2 separate regions of the Homo sapiens genome follow, and region 2 is linked to region 1. Evidence: read pairs that join two places in POLR2A ChIA-PET (ENCODE). Cell type or tissue: endothelial cell of umbilical vein. All regions are shown on one strand. Each heading gives the region's core, and the rest is flanking DNA. Links, peaks and the distances in the headings are about the cores only. Region 1 overlaps OSBPL10 (oxysterol binding protein like 10). Region 2 overlaps OSBPL10 (oxysterol binding protein like 10).

Evidence for each region. Peaks named below come from ENCODE experiments on the same cell type or tissue, not always from the same donor. Only the 100,000 strongest peaks of a DNase experiment are listed, where the experiment ranks them.
Region 2: POLR2A ChIA-PET joins it to region 1 with 11 read pairs; 2 of 35 experiments call an interaction of 5 or more read pairs at or near these places.

Annotation. Positions count from the first base shown.
Region 1 is chr3:31,732,150-31,735,065 of GRCh38, forward strand. It overlaps OSBPL10 (oxysterol binding protein like 10), which reads right to left. Exons shown (of 12, transcript NM_017784.5): 6 at 1,108-1,262. Among named protein-coding and RNA genes, the nearest start is that of OSBPL10-AS1, 29 kb to the left of the region's middle. In endothelial cell of umbilical vein, for the core only: no CTCF peak of the experiment used is centred there; a DNase peak (open chromatin) is centred at 1,292.
Region 2 is chr3:31,817,300-31,820,215 of GRCh38, forward strand. All of the region lies in intron 4 of OSBPL10 (oxysterol binding protein like 10), which reads right to left. Among named protein-coding and RNA genes, the nearest start is that of OSBPL10-AS1, 110 kb to the left of the region's middle. In endothelial cell of umbilical vein, for the core only: no CTCF peak of the experiment used is centred there; no DNase peak of the experiment used is centred there.

The DNA.
Region 1 (2,916 bases), core at 319-2,818:
TGAGTTTCTTGACCCTGAAACTCCTTGTACATACAGAGCAAATGCCTTTCAAAAATCCACAGCCACTATTCACTTCACACCCTTCTAACACCCCTTAAAGATGCCGATGAAATATTTGTAGGCAGGCTAATCTGACTTTATAAGAGTTATGCTACTACATCACTGTCCGAGAATATAATCCTATGCTGCTTGGAGAAAAATTTCCATTGATAACCAAAACCATTTGATCAAAGACACTGCCTTGGGGCTTTCAACCTTATCAAATAGATTTTGTAAGTGTTCTACAATTTTCAGGCTAAAATGATTTCAATGGAAATTAAGAACAACCTCTAATGCATGGTTAAAGGAGGCCTCCGCCAGTTCAAGAGACTATATCAAGACTATATCATGTGCATCAAAAGAACAAGAAAAACAAAAATGGACTCAGGACACAAAATAAAATTGACAAAAGGAAACACTGCATTTGGCTCCCCTCCAGCGGCCACTTAGAGGCAGAAATAGGAGAGCCAGGCTGCGGGCAGATGACAGAGAGTCCATGAAGCCTGTTGGAGCCTGGCTGATCACCAGGATCTGCAAGGACTGCTCTCCTGACGAGGCAGTGCATATCCTCGGCAGCCTGAACCTGGGCTGCAGCTCAATGCCCAAGAGGAGTGTTGGCCATGGCCCCACAGATCCCGGCCTGGCTCAGGAGCATGCAGGAGTCGAGCATGTGAGGCAAGAGCTTGTATCAGCAGGAACCACACGAAGAAGCCATTATTCAGGGGAGCGACATAATATATTGTAACTGCTCCCATCATGTCAATAGGCACCATGTTAACGGGTCTGTTCGAATTTCTCCCACTTGAAGTTAAAGTGACTCCCATTTCAATGAAAATAGGAGATTCCTCATTCGTAGGATCACAATTCACCCACAGCAGCTGCCAGACACAAGAACATGAGAAGTGCCGGGCATGCACATAGCTGATTTTGTCTCTCCAGGCAATTCTTCCATTTTTTAATTTGTCTCCTCTTAAAACAAAGAGATGAGCAAGTTACAAATATAATTACTATATTTCTGAACAAGCGATAACACAAGCCATGAATGCACTGAGAGGACTGCACGCTTACCTCTGGCTCTGGCTGTGAGGTTTGTTCGTCTTCAGCAGAGTTTGGTAAAATTGCCCAGGTTATGTTGGCACTGGCTGATGGCAAAGAGCCAAGTGTCCCATTTTTCAGCTGCTCTGTGGAATGTGACTTGGACCCGTGCCATCCCAGGATGTTTTCTGAAATAAAGACCTAGAATGATGCCAAGTATTTTCCAAATTAAACATTTATAGCTCATGAAATATTTGTACTCACTGTATGAAGAGACCTACTTGAAAAGGGCATGAGGTAAAACACAGAGGGCTTGTTTTGAATGAAGTACCAAGTGCAGATTCTGATCATCTGTTGATGAACTAGTTTCTGTATAATATCAAGATCAGAATCATCACAGGCTGTTTCACTCCCCAACAGTGGACAAAAACAATTGCGATTTACCAAAGCCAGATAAAGGTGTTTTTTTTTTTTTTTTTTTTTTTTTTGAACTTTTAAAAATATTTCTGGCCAGGTGCGGTGGCTCACGCCTGTAATCCCAGCACTTTGGGAGGCCGAGGCGGGTAGATCATGAGGTCAGATCGAGACCATCCTGGCTAACACGGTGAAACTCCATCTCTACTAAAAATACAAAAAATTAGCTGGGCGTGGTGGCGGGCACCTGTAGTCCCAGCTACTCGGGAGGCTGAGGCAGGAGAATGGAGTGAACCTGGGAGGCGGAGCTTGCAGTGAGCTGAGATTGCGCCACTGCACTCCAGCCTGGGCGACAGAGCAAGACTCTGTCTCAAAAAAGAAAAAAAAAATTCTAAATATTCACAATAGAAAGTCAGATTCTATCAAAAATAGGCTGCTCAAAATGTGGTTTGAATTCTAAGTGACACAATGGCCATGGCTCAGAAAAGATGCCTGCAAAGTGAGCACAGGATGCCACCCCTGCCCTCAGACGTGGCTTGGTGTGGCAGATGTCAGGAAGCCCCATCACCAAGGACACAGGTACTCATTCCATTCTAGCAAGAAACACTTTTACAGATACCAATCCAGCAAACCAAAAACCATTTTTCGAATCCTCCACCAACTCCCTTCGGGGGAGGGGAAAAGACTTTTACTCTAATTTTTTTTAAGGGTCATATATTATTGTAGAACATTTTATACACCTACTAATAGAAACAGGAGTAACCAGAGGTGGATTTCTTTACCCCATAGCAATTCTGCCATTCGAATAAAGAGGTCTCAGCTGGGTGCAGTGGCTCATGCCTGTAATCCCAGCACTTTGGGAGGCTGAGGCAGAAGGATCGCTTGAGCCCAGGAGTTGGAGATCAACCCAAGCAACAAGGCGAAACCCTATCCCTACAAAAAATATAAAAATAAGCCAGGTGTGGTGACACAAGCCTGTAGTCCCAGCTACTTGGGAAGCTGAGGTGGGAGGATCTATTGAGCCAAGGAGGTCAAGGCTGTAGTAAACCCAAATCATGCCACTGCACTCCAGCCTTGGTGACAATGCAAGACACTGTCTCCAAAAAAGCTAATAAAAAATAGATAAGTCTCAAGCTCAGTTGACTGACACTCTGTAGATTCTGTTCTAAGTCTAAAAGCAAAAAAAGAAAAATTAGGCTAAAGTACAGCATGACTCATGAACTAAAATTCAACATTTCAGGGTCTCAGATGTTCCATCCATAAAGCAATACTATCTGTCAGCCTTTTCATTAGAATTACTCAAAGAAAAGTCTACAGGTATCCCAAACATTCCTGACATATCCCCAGGGGAATCTGGTTGTCAGAGGCAGATGAAGACACTGTGTATGTGCGGTGCTTATGCACCTGTGTGCTGCTGTATGCAGTATT
Region 2 (2,916 bases), core at 302-2,801, 85 kb after region 1:
TTGGCCCCAAACCCTGCTCCAGGATTGGAGAGGGCACTGGGAGAGGAGAGAGGCCAGACAGCAGGAACAGACATCCTCAAGCCAGTAAGGGTACAAGGGAGGCCCTTCCTGGGCCCCCAAGGATGCAGGCTGCACCAGGGAGTTCCCACCCCATCAACTCAGAAGGGGCAGGGTTCCTGCTTGTCCCCGGCTCCTGCCTGCTCCGTGGAGCAGGAGGCCCAGGGTCTGCAGCTGTGGGTCAGGCGGCTGCAGCTGCACCCACACCCACACCCAGCAGGGCAAATCCTGCCTGCTCCCAGCCCCGTCTAAGACCACAGGGAGGCTTGGATCCACAGCCGCAGTTTGGGCAGCTGTGGCCCCGCCAAGGAGGGCAGGCTCCTGCCTGCTTGATAGAGCAGGAGGCCTGGGTCTGGACTGCGGTTTGGGTGACTGCAGCAGCACCCGGGGAGCTCCTACTCCACCTCAGAAGGGGCGGGGCTCCCACCAGCTCCATGGAGTGTGCAGCCCCAGTCAAGCCTCCCTGCTGCAGCCACTGCCATCAATGCCTGTAATCCCAACACTTTAGGAGGCCAAGGCAGGCAGACTGCTTGAGCTTAGGAGATTGAGACCAGCCCGGTCAACCTTGCAAAACCATGTCTCTACAAAAAATACAAAAATTAGCTGGGCATGGTGATCACATGCCTGTGGTCCCAGATACTTGAGAGGCTGAGGTAGGAGGATGGCTTGAGCCTGGGAGGTGGAAGTAGCAGTGAGCCAGGATCGTGCCACTGCACTCCAGCCTGAGTGACACAGGGAGACCTTGCCTCAAAAAACAAACAAACAAAAAAACACCCTCACATGTTTCTGTGAGGGTGCTTTTTAGGTGAGCTTAGTATTTACATTGGTGGCCTCTGAATAAAGCAGATTGCCCTCTGTAATGTGGGTGGGCCGCTCCAGTCCATTGAAGGCCTCAATGGAACAAAAGACTGACCTCCTCTTGAGCAAGAAGCAATTATGATGGCAGTCATCTTCACACTTGAACTGCAATATTGGCTCTTCCCTCATCTCCGGCCTGATGGCCCACCCTGCAGATTTTGAAGTTGCCAGCCTCCCAAATTCCGCGAACCAATTCCTTAAAACAAACTTCTCTCTCTGTGTGCACGGGTGCATATGTATGTGTATACAGGCACACGCACATACACATCCTACTGGTTCCATCTCTCCGAAGAACCCTGACTAGCACAGCACCATAGCAGTTCTCATGGCCTCCTCTCACACAGGAGCCCAACGGTCTGTGACTTAGCTGCTTACCCTCTAACTGCTAGCAGCAATCAACTTCTCCACTAACCGCTTCTCCAGCTCTTGGCCTCTGCTCGCTGTTTTGTTCAGTCTCTACATGCTCCCCACTCCTACTCCAAAAGGGGCCAATGACCTCATTCTAACCCAGTGGCCCTCCTGAGTGGAATTCCCACTGGAGACCACCTCAAAGTCCAAAGGGCTTCAAGGACAAGGCAGTGACAGCTGGTCTCATCACCTTTGGTCAGGTTAGAGGAATCACAAGGTACAAAACTCACTGAACTGGTCATTACTGGCCTCCCCCCACTCCACCACCACCCCTACCGCTTTCTTTAAAAATCACTAGTGAGTAGGGTAGGAGGTGTTCAGAGACTTCTGAGACACTGCCGTGTTACTGGCAGGCACTTTCAGGCAAAATACAGACTCCCACATTCTACCAAGAGCACGGTTGCTAAGATTGCCACTTTCAGGGAAGGACAGATAGGACACATCTACTTAGGGTGTGGGACAAGGAGAATGTCTCCTCACCTTCACACAAACCTTTGTTAGAGCTAGGGATGCAGCTCCCACATTAAGGGGTAGGATGGACAGGAGAACTTTTTCAGAGGCTCCCCCGCTGATACCCACCTCTCCCATTCTGGCCTACCCAGGCTGACAAACTAGAAGGGTGACGATGGCAGCTTTGAGGTTCTCCCCTCTCTGAGACCTCAGTTTGACACATCTGGGAATCTCTGATCATTTGCCTGAGCACCTACTTTGTGCTACACTCTGCCGGGCACTTTTACTTCTATCATTCATCAAGGTAAGAAGTTGTGATATTTCCACTTTACATACGAGAGATGTAATGTGACTTGCCCAAGGACTGGAACTGAGGTCGCTGCTCTTTCTACTGAATAGTGCTGTGTTCTGGTGACTCATCCAAGTGAATAAATTCATCGAGTCCTCATTGGGGTACTGCACAGGCCAGGGGCCACGTAGGAGTGAGGCATACAGAGATCAAGAGTCTCAGCCATACTTCTAGGAGGGCGAGACAGCCATGGCCTTGGCAGCCACTGCCGCCCCAGCTCCCTGCACAAGAATTGGCACCTGGTATGATAGTTGGCGGTCAAATTCCCTGGGCCAGAATCAACCACTTCACACGCGTGTGACTTCTCATGATGGTCTTTTTTGCTGTATCAACTTGGAGAAGCTACAGTTCCCAGTTTCTGAGAGGTATTTTGTAGATGTGGATAAAGTTCATTATTAGTTGTCTTTAAGTAAGAGAGATTACAGAGATCATCTGGATGGGATAGATTCAACAGAAAGGTCTAAAGAGTAGAGCCAAGGCTTCCTTAAGGAAGAAATTCCATCTGTAGATGGCCACTTCTGTGTCTGCTCCATGGATCCTGGACCTGCCTGAATAGCCCCCACAATCATATAAGCCAACTCCCCCTAATAAATCTCTTAATGTAGATCTCCTATGGTTCTGTTTCTCTGGTTGAACCCTAGCTAGTACACCTCTCTTTGCCTTAACCTCTTTATGCCTCAGTTTCTTGTCTTAATATAGGGAAAATAATAGTATCTACCTCACAGAGTTGACTTGAGGATAGCACAAGGAAAGTATTGAGCCCAGGTACTTGGTAAGATCCTAACAAGTATGAA